2 separate regions of the Homo sapiens genome follow, and region 2 is linked to region 1. Evidence: chromatin loops called from intact Hi-C (ENCODE). Cell type or tissue: endothelial cell of umbilical vein. All regions are shown on one strand. Each heading gives the region's core, and the rest is flanking DNA. Links, peaks and the distances in the headings are about the cores only.

Evidence for each region. Hi-C counts contacts between places; a loop is a spot of excess contacts. Peaks named below come from ENCODE experiments on the same cell type or tissue, not always from the same donor. Only the 100,000 strongest peaks of a DNase experiment are listed, where the experiment ranks them.
Region 2: a loop joins it to region 1, with 4 times the contacts of the local background. A loop is called at or near these places in 2 of 110 quality-filtered maps.

The regions. Positions count from the first base shown.
Region 1 is chr5:54,907,070-54,915,411 of GRCh38, reverse strand. No RefSeq gene overlaps it. Among named protein-coding and RNA genes, the nearest start is that of ESM1, 74 kb to the left of the region's middle. In endothelial cell of umbilical vein, for the core only: no CTCF peak of the experiment used is centred there; a DNase peak (open chromatin) is centred at 4,751; H3K27ac peaks cover 2,491 bases.
Region 2 is chr5:54,964,817-54,973,158 of GRCh38, reverse strand. No RefSeq gene overlaps it. Among named protein-coding and RNA genes, the nearest start is that of ESM1, 17 kb to the left of the region's middle. RefSeq lists a silencer at 7,024-7,318. In endothelial cell of umbilical vein, for the core only: no CTCF peak of the experiment used is centred there; DNase peaks (open chromatin) are centred at 3,068 and 7,128.

The DNA of each region.
Region 1 (8,342 bases), core at 198-8,197:
TTCTAATGGCATCTGTTTATATGCAGAAGGTTAAAGGAATGAAGGAGGGAAGGTTATGGACCCTGCACCCTGGCTAAACAATTGTCAGCTACAGTGAGTCACATTTTCAGAGACCCTGAAGTTTCATTCATACAGCCAATATTTCAAACTTGATCCCATACTTTGATTACAATTAATAAAATGAACCGCGTATAATTGCCATTTTCTATTGAATAAGTCATCTGGTAGGGAAAGTCTAAACTTCAGAAAATTATAGGATAAGGTAGACAACTTCAGCCAAAGAGAATAGCAAAGGTAATAGCATGAAATAGAGAAAAAAATGAATCAGTACTGAATCACAGGTGAAAAAAAAAGTGCCCTTGGTCCATTTCAGGGATGTAAAACAGGAGAAAAAAGAAGGAAATTGTCCCTGAAGTGTTTGACATTTGGGAAAGCCCAAAAGCCAGTGGATGCTGACTCTGATTTGTGCTTTTCCTCAGGAAACACTTTGATATTAATGATGTGTCTGAGATAATATTAGATTCTTTGTATTATCTGAGTTAAGCTCTGCTACTGTTGCATCTGAAGGAGGAACAAACCTTTTGCTGTTCAGCAGCAGAATGGTGAGACATTGAGGAGCTTATCCCAGAGGCTTTTTTAATCCATAGATTTCCTTCATAAACCCATGAAAGGGCTTATTTGTGGCAACATCTTTCTGAGGGTCTCATCAATCTCATTTGCCTCTTAGTTTCTCAAGCGGTTTACCTAGACTTTTACTGTAGATTGATCACATTTAGTTGTCTATTTATAATATCTATCTTATCACCTTACAGAGCAGGAGGTGAATGAGCACAGTTTGTTAAAATGAAATGGAAGTAGTAAAATAATTTTTGTGCCTTTATTTCCAGAGAGCTAGAATAATCTCCCTAGGCTTTTAATTTAGAAATACCTACCCCACCACCTGACTCCCTTAGCAATCAATCCATGGCTAGAAGATGGTGGCCTGCATGTGGCAGCAAGGGGAGAGCTGGAGAAGAGCTATAAAGAAAGGGAGTGCCCAGCTGTTAACTCCCTGCTCCTTGACGTTAGGCATTTCTTTAGACATCCTTTGTGCAATAATAGGACAATGGAGAACTCTGAGTCCTCATTTTAGATTCTCCATTCACTGTCTTTGTCTTTGATTCAACTGTACATCTGAATGAAGTCTAGGGATGCCAGGTGGTATGCCCCAACAGAAAGCCATCCAACCTTTTCAATATCAAAAAGATGCAAAATAAGTCATAAAGTTGCTCCATGGAGGGAAGCTGCTCAATCAGGATTCCTGGTGGTGAACTGCTGAGAGAGCCGAAAGGAAATTTATTTGCATTATTTGTTATAATAAGGAACCTCCTCTACCAATACACCATTTGGCGTCTTCATTCTGTAGACAGATTTTTTGGATGTGGTTATTGAAAATGGTTGCCACAAGCTCCAGGCTGACCTGTTTCCAACAGGGAGAGAACTGCCTTCTCTCTGTCCACATGTCAATGTCAAAACAGTTCTAATTATTATTGTCCTATGGTCCTATTCTTGGACCAATTATGGTGTTTACAATGATGAAATGGTATAACTTAGTGGTTATGAGCAGAAACTCTGAAGCGAGACTACTTAGATTAGAATCCAGGCAATATTATTTTCTACCTGGAATACAATGGACTGGCTACTTAAATTCTCTATGCTTCAGTTTCTCCATCTGTTAAATAGGAATAATAATAGGACATTCTGGTATTATTATGAGGAGCAGATGAGTTAATATGTACAGAGTTAACATATTAACAAATGCATTAATATGTACAGAGTTTAGCACAGTGACTGGTTCACAGGAGAGCAAGAACTTGTATAACATTGCTCCAGCTGGGACATCTGTCTACTCCTGTGGCTGAATGTGTATATGCTGAGAGATGTAATAGAAAGAAATACCAGGAATAGAAGTGTTTTGCTGTTCACAAACTACTTTTTACATCTATTTTCCCATTTGCTTCTTGCCCCAGTCCTACAGGAGGTCACATTATTTTCTCCATTTACAGATGGGGAGACAGAGGCAAAACTACCCCTAGATCACACAACTAGTGAAGAGCAGTGACAAAAAACTTGAACTCAGGATTTTAGAACTTTCCAGGATTCTCTGAGTTGTGTAGAATTGTCAGAGAGGTGGCCTGAGCTGCTGGATAATGCAGCCCATTCCAATCTATGATTTGAAGTAGTTCTCAGGAAATGACTTACTAGGTGCATCGTTCTCTGCACCCCAGGGATGTGGCATCCAGGGACACACAGGACCATGCTTTGCTTCTGTCTGTTTAGGCACTCATTGTTGGGGGGCGGCCATGGTGTTTCATCTCTGGGGATATCACCTGGTTCTCAAAAGTCTATCTGAAGAGTTTCATTAACTGAGTTGCACAAACAGGTTAGAAAAACAAAATGAACTGGATATAGAATACAATCTCTAATTCAAACATGATTTGGACGCTTTGCTGTTGCTGTTGTTGTTAAAGAAGCTAAAGGCAGCTTATTAATGCCAATCAATTTACATATAGTCCAGGGAGTCTTTATACTATGCCAGAGTAGCTTGAAGCTAGAGGCAAGAATTTGGACTTTAGTATCTGACACAAGTTTCTCTTCTTGTTTTTGTTTTGACTTTGGCCTTTTGAGCATCACACTGATTTTCTTTCAGGACACATAAAGGCAAATAGACCAACAAAAAGAAGTTACTGAGATTGGGCCTTAAATTTAGAGATGAGGAAAGGGGAATACTTACTTGAAATTTCTTAGAACTGCGTGACAATGTAGAGTACAGTATGTGTGGTGGAATCTCCAAATATGGCGGCCATCACTTTCTTCTCTCTCTGTATGTGTGTGCTGCTCCATCGATCAAGAGATGGAATCCATTTCCTTTCATCTTGAATCTGGGCTGGCCTTGTGAGTTACTCTGACCAACAGAATTGGCAGAAATGACACTTAGCCAGTTCTAAACCTAGCTTTAAGAAGTTGTGCAGCTTTTACTTTCCTCTGGGAAGCCAGACTCCCTGCTCTTAAAGAAGCACAGGTTAGACCACTGTAGGAGGAGTGACTATATGGAAAGCAAGAGTCCACATGGAGGGACCAGACATGGGAGTGAAGTCCTCTAGCTCAGCCCACCTGCAGCAGAGGGCAGCTGAGTCAGTGACTCCAGCCAATGCCTTGCAGAACAGAATTGCTCAACCAAGTCTTAACTCAAAACCGGACATGCAGACTTGTGAGAAAGAATATATCATTATTGTTTTAACTAGTGAGTTTTTGGGTGGTTTGTTACAGAGCAAGAGATCTTTCTGCAACATGGGGTATGCCCCAATAGCCTCTGAAGGGAAGACAATCTGGTCCATATTCTTGATATTAATCCCCAGAATAATGACAACAGTGCAAAGCTAACCAAAGCAAATAGAAATTTCAGAGGGGCAGTAGCACTAGTAATACCTCCAAGGCAGGAGCCCTTAGGAGCACACCTCCTTTCTATTTTTCTCTTCTGAAATAGCATCCTCTGATGATGGCATTTGCTGACTCCATTCAAGCAAATCCCAAATCTTCATTTCAATGCAATTAAAAAATAGTTATGGAGCCTCTTCTTTGTGCCGGGTACTTTCCTAGGAGCTGGAGGCAGAGCCCTGGACTTCAGAGACAGGACCTGCTCAAATGGATCTGAGACTCTAGGGGGGAAGCCAGAGAAGAAATTACAAATATGGTGAGTGTCATAAAAAGGGAGGTACAGGGAGCAAAAAATGGGAAGGTTTCTCTGAGGTAGTAGACTTTAGGTTAAGGCTGGATGAGGACTAGAGCTTAGCCAGGTGAGAGGGTCTGTGGAGGGGGGTGGGGGTCAGGCAGAGGCAGTGGGAAGAGCTGCAGAGATCTCCACTCAGGCCTAAGGCATTGGGGCCCAGCTCTGCAGAGCTGAAGTAAGATGGCCTCACACAGTCTCCCAGAGGCCAGGTGCGCTGTGCAGCTGTTTCCAGGCACTCCTTGTTCTCTCTCTCCTTCCACAATCAGGGCCTATTCAGGAGTTTGAAATGGCTGTGTGGTTGTTTCCTTTCTTTCTAGTCCAATAGTCTTTCCCTTCCAAGTCTAGATTCTGCTCTGATTCTCGGGGCTCCTCAGGGTACTTGATGTTCCCATTCAGTCAGGGTCCCGTGGGCTTTGTAAGCAGGGGTCCTGTGACCAGCCTTTTCTTTGGTCCTGGGTATGTGGCTTTTTCATTTCCCCTGAGTTCAGTCTCCTTTTTGAATCAGCATACACGGTGGACTCATTCTTATTCTCCATCTCTGTCTCATTCTCTTACACACACACACACACACACACACAAGTGTCAACAATATCTTTTAAGTTGAAAGCTCATGGAGGAACAAAGAACACCATGCCCTGCACTCTCTTTTTCTTTTCCAGCCACTAGAGACTGCTTCTAGAAATGTTCAGGCTCTCTGAGATATTTTTAAGTTATCAAACATGGACCCTACCACTTAGCTAAGATTATAAATCTGTAAGTCATATGCCTTATCTGGGATTCAGTTTCATCATGTATAAATTGAAAAAAATATGCCTGTCCCTTTAAAGAGTTGTTGTAAAGAATAAAGTGATTTATATTCATGAAAATACTATTCAAATACTTATCTTATTTTTCTTTCTGGTCAGAGAATCCAAAGTAGCCTGTGTCTCATACAAGCATGAATCATGATATTGAAAAGGTTAAAACAACAACTGCAACAAAATACACCAGCCAGATGGAGGCTGATGTCTGTGAAAAAGCAGCTTCAGCTGTAGCCAATGATTTTAACTTAGGAGGTAAACACAAAAAGGCTGGGGCCCCTGAACAAGGTACTTGGTTGGTGGTCAGAACAGCACTGCAGACAGTGGAAACTTAATGAAGACTTTCTGCTTCTGTGGATGCAGACGATGGCAGTGAAGAGGATGATCATCATCAAAGGTCATCTCACAATTGAAGGTCAGTGCATGAAAGGGCTGTTGAGGAATGCAAGGATTCAGCCATTTTCCTGATGATGCTCTTGGGAGGTCTTCTCATGTCTAGATTCACTGAGGAGTGGACAATTATTTTCCACCCATCTGGCTCTACTCTTTGGCTTTCCAATTTACTGCCTGACTACAGAGCCAATCAGCAGATATTTGCAGTGGAATCTCGCGAGTTGGCTGAACACTGAGTCTGAAGCTGTATTTGGAGTGCCACAGGCAATTAACCACACATCTCTCTTTCAATGAACCAGTTTTCCAGGGACTCAATGGTGGGCTGATATCTTGTGAAATAATCTTGTGGGTTTGTACAGAGGGTAATGGGCCACATCTCATGATTCAAGACACATGGCCACCTTGAATGTACAGTCATAATTCCAGGCAAATAATCAGAAGTGTCTTAGGGGAAAGTCAGGTGAAACAGGATAGTCACTGCATCATCAAGCAGTACTAACCCAAGGCCTGTTCGACATCTCTGGTTGCAGCTGAAGTTCCTGGAGAAAATATATTGAGCTTTTGATGCTGCCAGGGTACAATTTAGTAAGTTGTTAACATGTTCCAAGAAATTACCTAGTGTTCTATTGACAATTCACATGTAGGGATTAGTTTAATTCTTATTTTAAAGCAATCTTTGTTTCCCTAAGAGGTCCAACAGGGCTACAATGATAATAAAATACTAATCTGTGATTCAGCATCCACAAGCAAAATCACGAGGTCCTTAGCAGTGCCCATTGCCACAGACTGAAAAATAATCCTCTCCTTTTTCCAAAGGCATCTAGGATCTGACATTTGCTCACTAATGGTTCATGCTGCTTTCTCCTTTTACCTCTGTCACCCTCACTGGGGCTGCCAGTTTCTAGGAGATGAGGCTGCTTAATGTCTTGGCCAAAGACTGGCCTCAGGAGTCAGAGGATGGGTTTATCCCCCAGCTTGGCTGTGTGACCCTGGGTGAACCACCCACCCAGCCTCTCTGTGTCCAAGGTTGGTGCCCTGTCCCTTTCTCTCATTATGTTCTTGCCCCTGGCAGTGCTATAGTTACAGCTGTTAGTCTGTACGGGCTCAATAATTCAACACTCATTCAACAAATATTTACTAACTGCCCACTGTGTGCCAGATGCTGTTCTTAGTGCTTGCTGAAAAAACATATACATTCCTGTCCTCATGGAACTTCTAGCTTGCAGGAGGTGGACTATACACAAGTAAACAAAATACATAGAATGTCAGAGGGGAGGAGAGCTGGGGAGGAAAGGAAAGCAGGGGAAAAAGAGCCAGTGAGGGGTGGGGTCACTGACATTTTAAAGAGAGGATTAGAGAAGCCTTCAAGGAGAAAATGACATTTAAGCAAAGCCCTAGAGTAGGGAAGAGCATGAACCATGAAGATTAGGGGAGGGAAGCTTTCCAGGCAGAGGTTACAGTGAGGGCTTGTAGGTTACACCTCACAATGGGTGGGGTGAGGCTGGAGGGTTTGCAGTGCAGCCAGGAGGCTGATGCTGCTGGAGCCAAGAGAGCCCGAGAAGAGACAGTGGTGGAAGAAGAGTTCTGAAAATTAGGAGTGTGTTACAGAGGTTGTGCCAGTGCCCACTGGATGGGCTGTTCAAGTCTTCATCAGGACTTTTTCTCTGAGTGTGTGTTTGGTGGGGGGTTTGGGTGGGGACGGTGGATGGCAGGGTTTTAGCTGAAGAGAGATCTGAATTATGTTTAAAAAGATCATGTTACCTGCTGTGTTGAGAATAGACTTGGAGGAGAGGGTGGTGTTGCAAAAACAGAAACAGCCAAACCAGTTAAGAGGCATCTACCATAATCAGGACAATACACAGTGGTGGCTTGGACCAGGGTAGCAGGGTTAATAGTCAGATTCTGGATTATTTTTAAGGCACAGCAAACAGGATGGGTAGGACAACTTCCCAAATCAATATTTCCAGTTGATCACTCTCCCAAGGGCCAGCCTGATGGTGTTAAACCACTACTGGACCACTCCACCTGAATGGCTTCGCAGAGCTCCAACTTTATCATGCCCCAAACTAGCACCCTCTAACACTACACCCACCCTAACCAGCTCTCTTCTTATTTTTTTCTGGATATAGCTCTTTAGAATCCTATGAGTCTTCCTTACTCTCCATATAGAATAGTTGATACATTTCTAAAGATTATTTCCTCGTCGCCATTTGAATCTAATCTTTTCTAATTCCTTTCTAATTCTACTGCCATAACTGTAGTTAGACTTCCCTTATCTCGCTCCTCAAGACTCAATTCCACAAATCCCGAGTAGCTGTTATATGCAAGGCACTGCTGGAAGTGCAAGGAGTCAAATACAACCCCAGTCCCCTAGGCAGTTAGCTAATAATGAGATGAGACCATAGTGAGAGAGGCAAGCACCAAGCTGGTCACCAAGCAGCCACCTCAAGGCATGGCCCCCATTTCCCTGATCACACCACAGAAGGGGCTGGTGCTCACACCACCCGCAAATGCTGACCTGGAAGAGGGCCCGAGCCCTGTCAGGTTGCTATTGCATCCCAGCTCTGGCTGAGTGCTTCCTTGGTCTGCAGCTTAACAGACCTGCAGCCATTTTCCCGGAAGACAGAACTCACTGTAGTGCAAGGACCACATCTCTGGATTCACTTACATCAGGGCTTGACTCTCAGTTCTGTCATTCATTCCCTTCAGGCCTTTGAGTGGGTTGCTTACTTTTCTCCAAGCAAGTTTTCCGAAGCTTAACGACTATAAATATAAAGTGGCTTGCACAGACTTGGCATTTGACGAACAGTAACTAATATTAGATGTCACTGTCTCCCCCTTCTGATCTACCTTTCACAGTGCCACTAGGTTCATTTGCCTAAAACACAGGTCTTACATTATTGTATTGTCTGCATGGTAATTTACCATAAAAAATGCCTTGATACAAGGAATGTGATGCATGTATGTTAGTAAATTTTAACCCACATCTCTTTTTGAGTTTTTGACATCCTTAAGCATTTTTACTAATAGAAATCATCTAATCTTCTCTTAAAGATAAGCAAATGGTAGGAAAAAAAATTTTTTTTCTCTTCTTATATCTTTTTAGATTAATTAGTAAATCTGAAAGTATTTATTATATACCTGATAGGTCCATGGACTGGGCAATAGAAGATAAGAAAGATATAATATTTGTCTCCTGCTTTTAAGTGTCTTTTAAGTTGAATGGGAGAGACTAGAGTCATATAAAACAATTAGAACAATATATTTGGAAGAATAAAAGGAGTTTCTATGGGAACCGTGAAACTCACACTGTGTACTGAAGATTGGATAGATTGAGATAGGTGGAAGGCAGAGAGAAGAAATTCCAATTTGGATCAATG
Region 2 (8,342 bases), core at 39-8,038, 58 kb before region 1:
ATTTTTATGGGGTGCATGTGATATTTTGCTACATGAGTAGGAAGTGCAATAATCAAGTCAGGGAATTTAGGGTATTCATCATCTTGAGTGTTGGGTGCATGTGGTATTTTGCTACATGCATAGAAAGTGTAATGATCGAGTCAGAGTATTTAGGGTATTCATCATCCCGAGTGTTTATCATATTTATATGTTGGGAACATTTCAAATCCTCTCTTCTAGCTATTTTGAAATATACAGTACATTATTGTTAACTGCAGTCACCCTACTCTGCTATCCAACATTAGGGCTTATTTATTCTGTCTAACTCTATGTTTGTACCCATTAACTGACCTCAATCTTTGTCCCTACCGCTTGCTCCCAACCATTCTCCACCCCTCATTCTACTGTCTACTTCCACAAGATGAACTTTTTTTTTTTGCTCCCACTTATGAGTCAGAACATGCAATATTTTTCTTTATGTGCCTGGTTTATTTCACTTAATATAATTTATAAGCTGTTGGTAGGAATATAAATTTGTACCGCCACTACAGAAAACAGCATGGACATTTCTCAAAAAACTGAAAATAGAACTACCATATGATCCAGCAATCCCACTACTGGGTATTTATTTATCCAAAGGAAAGGAAATCAAAGGAAAATATATCAAAGGGATACCTCCATCCCAATGTTTGTTACAGCACTGTTCACAATAGCAAAGATATGGAATTAACCTAAGTGTCCATCAACGAATGAATGGATAAATAAAATGTGATATATAATGTGTATACATAGTATATATAATGATACATATCATGATATATATGATGATATATACCATGATATATATGATGATATATACCATGATATATATCATCATATATATCACATTTTATATATCATGGTGTAGATCATGGTGTATATATATATATATATCACATATATAATATATAATATATATGCATATATTATCCATATATATATAATGGAATACCACTCAGCTATACAAAGAATGAATTCTGTCATTAACATCGACATGGATGGAACTGGAGGACACTATGTTAAGTGAAATAAGTCAGGAACAGAAAGACAAATATCACATGTTCTGATTCATATGTGGGAGCTAAAAAAAAGTTGATCTCTTGGTATATTTTTAATTCAACAGTGGTAGTGCAAGTAACAGGTACATCCCGGGTGGGGCGGGGTTGGGGGGTGCTGCCAGCCTGGTCCATCAGTGTACTCCATGTCGATACTTTTGTGTTTTGGGGGAGAGAATGGACACGGTTGGTGATTTCAGTGAGATGATTAAGTGAAGTTTGCCTAAAAGCACTTCTACTGTATATTAAGCAAAAAAAGGTAAGTTACAATGCCATATGAATAGTCTTATTTTTGTGAAAAAATATTTAAACGGCTATAAATCCAGGTGTTATCAGTGACACTTATTTTATTCTTTATATTTTTAGCTGTTTTCTGAAATTTTTGCAGTTACTTTTATAATTAGGAAAAAATGGAGCTCTGTCCAGTTTTTGAAAACGTAGACTGCAATGTCAAAACAAGTCAGTGGCTTACTACACAAAATGTGACTTAAGAACATGATCCTATATTTCAGTAGTTTTGAGACGTATTTTTTCATCTTGGCACATTGTTAGATATGGAAATAGAATTTCAAATTAAGTAAATGTAGAGAATTCTAGTTTTCTAGTAAATGCTAGAAAGGCTACAAAGCACATGTGCATACACTGCAACTCTCTTCTGGAAAATATCCTTGGTTCAACAGAAGCAATGCCTGTGAATCCTTAGATTATCTGGACCAAAGTACACATTTTAAATTACAATGTACCTTCTGCACCTATGCGCAGAAAAGCTATCTGCTTCAGTGGGCGACCCAGGCTACCAGGGTTTTAAAAGTATTTCCTGACACCTGTGAAGTTGGTAAATATTTCCTGTTTCTGTTGTGTCTAGAGAAAACAGGAATTAACAACTTGGAAGCAATTATTAAACACACATCGTGAATGACCTCTCCTAGACAGTTCCCACTATATGAGGTTCCCATTTTCTTAAAATCTATCGTAACATATTTCTCCTAAGGGAGAAAAATAATTGTCATAATAATCGAATAGTTGATTGAGTGGTGGAAGATGAACCTTATACCCAGGAGGAATGGTACCTATGTTAGTTATGAGATGTGTGGAATTTAAATATAAATCCAATTTTACGTTTTCCAAAGTAAGCAAAACCGACTAAGAGAGCAACAGATATCCTACTGATGGCTCTGAGCTAACTATACATAATTAGCCTATTTAAAAAATATTTTTGATCATCTTAAAGTACTGTGGAAGGACAAGGACTCTAGCGTTTTTGAGTCAGAGGGAGGCAGGATTCACCCACTACACTACTCAGTAGCTATTGGCCTCAGATGGGTTATTCAACCACGATGCCTCTCAGTGTGTTGTGTGTGAAGTGTGGGTAATGGCTCATGTGCAAAGTTGTAAGAATCTTTGCACATGTTTTAGATATGCCAGTGAATTCTAACACTGTGTCTGCCATATCCTAATCTTTCCAATAGATGGCAGATAATTTGTGTTATTATAAAAGCCAACCTCATTTTTTTTGTATTTTAAGTGTCCAATAATTTGCCACAAGACTGAAATATTTAAAATATTTTACATTTTCTATTCAAGAAGGCTAGATAAAAAGATTGAAGAAAATCTACTAACTTCTTAGCAAACTTGAAGATATCCATAGAAAGAAAATTGCAATGAGTGAAATTCAATTAATATCATCTGAAACTCTCACAATCCTACAAAAGAAGTGACTATTTTTAAAGAACAAATAGTAGCGTTCTATTTAAATCTCCACACAATTATTAGCATGCTCTTGAGAAAAAAAAAGGCACAATGCTTCAGGAGAATGCAAGGGACCCCTACAGATGTGGCACACTTCCCTGTGTGTTATTTTTAGTCTTCTATTCCTGCCTTTTATTTTGGGACTTGGCCCGCTTCCTTTGTAGTTTCCCCTTAAGTTGCTCATACCTTTCTTTCTTATATAATGCATTTTAAGCTACCCTTTTATTTTTTTTTTCACCTCTCAAAGGAAATTCAAGGAATGTTGGCCAGTTCAGGAACTCCTGCTAGTCTTGGCACCAGTAAAGTTCTTGGTTTGAAAACAACCTAGGAAATCCAGGATCGTGGTTGACTTTCCAGTTATTTAATGCATCAGAGCTGCTGACAGATCTGAGCCTGGAGACACGTTGATTTTGAATACCATTTCATGAAATTGTTTTATGGCTTATAGAAACTAGAGGAATTTGAAACTGGACTCTTTTCAATAAATTGATATAAAAGCAATATCCAGTTTTAAAAATTAGGAGAAAGTCGAGTAAGTCTAGTTCAGGGCTATTTAATCTTTTACCAATTAGCACTTAGTTAGACAGTCTTGGTGGAGGAACATTTATTCTGCACTATGTCAATGGAAGCAGCGTGAGAAGATGAAAAGTTATGGTTCCGTCTTTAAGAAGCCCTGTGGAGAAGCTGTGGAGATGGAACATAGAAAACTGGAATAGCTGTAGAGACGGAACAAAGAATACTGAAAGGCAAAGGTGCATAGTTTAATCATGTGCCGTAGTTTATGTTTCTTTGGATGCAAGTAAAACAAAACAGAAAAGTGAAAAAACTGACTAACTTCAACAACAATGTAATTTATGGGTAGGTATAGAATGCCTCCCAAAATGGTAACAAAAACAAAAACAAACAAAAAAACCACCTGTTGAATCAACTGGTTCGGAGAGCACAGGGCAGCATGGGTGGTGCAGGTGCCAGAGCTAATAGATATTTTTGCCAGATTGTTGCCGCTGAGATAAAGAACTACAGTTGCTTTCTTTGTGTTCCAGTGCTGCTCCATTGCTCCAAGGCTCTTTGAAGCTCCTCTTTGGGTTAACCTCAGGCCTGGTGGCCCATTTTAGTGAATAGCTCAACTGTGACAAATATTCTTCCTTGTAGACGGATTTCATTTTTGGATGTAGTCAAAACCACTTAGAGTCCTGTCTGGCCAATGAGATGTTCATTAACTTGGGCAGTACTGTTTTGGTGAAAACCAAGATGTATTTAGGGGAGGAAAAATAATTTTCTGTCTACCCTGTATAGTTCTTGGCTGGGACTCTCTGTGACAAAAGACAGATCAATAACAGAAAAACAAACAGCAGTTTAATAACATGTATACATGGGAGATAACCCAGAAAAATGAGTACATTTTTGGAATAGATCTCAAAGAGGTGTCTTAGACTTCAGGCTGAAATACCATCATTTGCTGAAACAAGGAAAGAAGAGTGTGGGGAAAGACCTGGTGAAGATGAGATAGATGGCCAGGAAAAGCACTGTAAAATGAGGGCTTGTTTTGCAGAGGTAAATTGATGCCTTCTCCGTTGATTATGCATCTCTAGTGATTTAGCTGTATTTCTCTTCCTGGCACAGAGACAGAAAGACACCCTAACAAATGCAGACTTTCCTTATAGATGTAAATTTCTCTTATAAAAATAGGGCAACTTTTCAGAGCTACTCCTGTGTCGGCTGTTTTCCAAAATAACCAGCTCAAAATAATCCTTGTGCCACAGAGGCATATTTAGGGTGACATATTCTGGTCTTCTACAGTAATCTTTAGGGGTGGCATGCCCTGAACCCCATCACATATATATAAGATGATAATTAGGAGTAGAATTTAGGCAGGAAGGAGTGCCTTGGGGGACCAAGAAACTTGCCCTGTGGTTTTGTGGAGTTAGGAAATAGGGGCCCACCTGAAGTCACCTGTGTTAATGGCACTTTTGGAAGAAGCACCAGTGTGTTCCTCAAATGTCTTTGGAGTTGGATGAAGCTCCTCAATGGATGGAGCGGGGGCATAGATAGAACCAGTGTCGGGGGAAGGGCTGGGCCATCGGGGGATGGTTGGGGGAAGCAGTCACCCTTTGGCTGCCCCTTCACTTGTCTCAGTATCTGACCAGTGATTTTTTTAAACTGAAATGATTTATTTGGTGTCAAAGACAAAAACATTATTATTCACAATTGCCTTAAGACAAAATTGTCTTTTAAAAGATTTATTTAATATCTATGATTTTCTCTTCTTTCTCTTGAAGTATATTTTTAAAAACTCTCTTCCTGTCAAAGTCACCTAAATGGCTGCAACTTATGCTCAAACAGGACAGACAACATATAATATAAATATATACATATTGAGAAAGAGATTGATAAAATAAAGGTGATAAAACATTAAGATTTAAAGAATCCGTACAGAGGGTTTATGGGTCGTTTTTTCCTTTCTATTTTTGAAGATTTTCTCTCTTTCTGTAATTAAGTCAAAATAAATGTTAGAAAATGATCGTTGATATTTTGTTCACCCATTCCATGTTGCTTCCTTTTCCTCCTTGTCTTTACAATAAGTATGTCAATATAACACCTGTGAAAAACTTTGAAAAGCTGCTACTCCTACGAAATATGCTTGGAATGGTACTGCCCCCTTGCTCCATGCCCTGTAGTTTGAAGGAGGCCCTACATATGCTGTGCCCCATCCCTGAGTCTGCATGGGAGCAGTGACACCCAGAAGCAGCAGGAAAGGCCGAGGTCTGCCTCATTAAGGTGCCAGAACACCTGCTTTTGCAGGTGGAAGTGAAGCAGTGCCTAGGAGGACCATGTCAAGACTGGAAACCATCATTCTCAGCAAACTATCACAAGGACAAAAAACCAAACACCGCATGTTCTCACTCATAGGTGGGAATTGAACAATGAGAACACATGGACACAGGAAGGGGAACATCATGCACCGGGGACTGTTGTGGGGTGGGGGGAGGGGGGAGGGATAGCATTAGGAGATACACCTAATATTAAATGATGAATTAATGGGTGCAGCACACCAACATGGCACATGTATACATATGTAACAAACCTGCACGTGGTGCACATGTACCCTAAAACTTAAAGTATTTAAAAAAAAATACTGGCTCCAACTCCTGCAGCAAGTAAAGGCAATGATTAGAGGTGTCCACACCCAAGTGAGATAATATGCCAGGGATGCTGGGGAGGAGTTCCCAGGGTAGATGCAAGGCTCTTTTTAACCCTATGATCACTGTCACTTGTAAAGTACCACACCTAGTCAATGGTTATCTTCTTTTATGTGCAATTACTTTCCGGGCAGTAAAAAGAAGGAATTAGCTATGTTTATCTATTTTGTTCCTATTCAAGCAAGATTAATAATCAATTTTCAGAGGAATACTGTAGTTGATAACTGTTATATTTCTATACAGATGGTTCTTTGATGATGGTTCAACTTATGATTTTTTGACTTTACAAACTTGTGAAAGCAATACCCATGCAGTAGAAACCATACTTTGAATACCCATACAGCCATTCTGTTTCTCACTTTCAGTACAGTATCCAATAAATTGCATAAGACATTCAACACTTTATTATGGAATGGGCTTTGTATAGATGATTTTGCTCTAATGTAAGTGTTGTGAGCACATTTAAGGTAGGCCAGGCTAAGCTGTGATGTCCAGCAGGTTAGATGCACCAAATGCATTTTCAACTTATGATATTTTCAACTTACAATGGGTTTACTGCGGTGTAACCCCACCATATGTAGAGGAGAATTTGTGTTTCCATCTTTGTGGGTTGGTAGCAGTTACAGAGACTGTCCTGGTATGTCAAGGTTGTAATTCTGAAATTCTGGAATCTCAGGATGAGTGAGAATGTTTAGACCTGCCTTAGCTTGATGGGTGAAAATTCAGATGGAAAAACAGGGTCAGAATTTTCACTTCTCCCAGAGGCTGTTTTCTTGTCCTTGAGTGTGGACTCAGCTGCCCTCATTTAGTCTTTTATGTGTTTTGAAGTAAGGAGAGAAAAGGTACGAGAAAGAGTCCGTTTCCTGGGGAGGAATTGGGCCCGGCATCGGGGTAAATCTTCTCAGACACATTGTTTACTGACCAGGAAGTTGGAATGTGTGTGGCTTTGGGATTTCTTTGTAGGGGGCGTTTTGTTTGTGAGTTTTGGAATGATGCACCTTGGGTATGATGAAGAGGACTTCACTCTATGCTGTGGGAAAAGTTTTGCCCTTAATGTCTTGAAAACATGAGCTTGTTTTTCTGAAAAAGCTGAGTACATCCTCATTCCTCATTGTCACAAACAATGTGACATGGACCTGGAGGCAGGCCAAGGTTTTCTATGAATAGAACTTAGCAAAGAGAGTGTTAGAAAGACTTTGGATTCACATGGCAATCCTGGATGCCTGATCCCTAGAGAGGAAATGATCTACCTGCCCTTCGAAGGTGGAAACTTCGAGGATCCCCTCTCATCCTCTTACAAGCCATGGCAACCACTGTGTTATGGCTGGCATAACATGCCTTCCACATGGCTGAGATGATGTTGGCTTTGCTGGGAAGCATTTGCTTTTGAGCTGTTTTTGCAGAACTAAGATGGATTTTGAAGGAGAGAATACATGTTAGAGAAAAGCTGGGGCACAGTTGATGGTGCGGAGCAGGGCAGTGCCATCTGGTTGGTCCTTCATCGTGCTGTGCAAATGCCATGCTTTTGTCTAGGCTTGTGTGATGGCAAGAAACAGAAAGCCAGTCAGAGGGGCCAAAGTTAAAAAAAGAAAAGTGGGTCGATGGGTAGTTTTGAGGATACAGAAAGCTTATGAAGTATGGCTGGTCCTATGGGAACTGGAGAAGTGACAACTCCTGTCTCTCCCTCTGTGGCCCAATGACCATATGACTGTTAGCTTCTTTATGCCAGGCCCACTCTCCTTTCTGTCCACTGGGCTTTTCTGCTTAACCATAATCTTAATAACAATAATCACATAATACCTATAATAATAGCTAACACTTACTATTAAATCTGCACAAGCTCTGTTCTAATGCTTCACATGTATTTGTGTGTTTAGTCCTCACAACAACCCCATTGAGGCAGGTACTATTTTTATACCCTTCTCAGATGAGTACAATGAAGCATGTGGAGGTAGAGAAGCTTACCCAGGATCATGTAGTTAGCGTGTGGCAGAGTTGGGTCTCAGACCCAGGCAATTTGGCTCTGTTTTGGTTTCCCATTACCTTAGCTTGGACAGGTGTTGCCTTGTTTCAGCAGTAATTTCTTTCTCAACTCCATATAACCTTTATATTTCTAGACTTCCTGCACATTGTTTGACTAAAGGATGACCACTGAGTATATCACTATAAATTTTTGAGAGAAAAATTCTACTTGGTAGCAGGTCAACTAATTCATCTTTCAAAAAAAATTCATCTATTGCAGCTCTTTCACTGTGTATTCCAGTTATTTTTTGGTGCTATGGCAACAGAAACCCAGTATAAAAACCATTTGATATGGTTA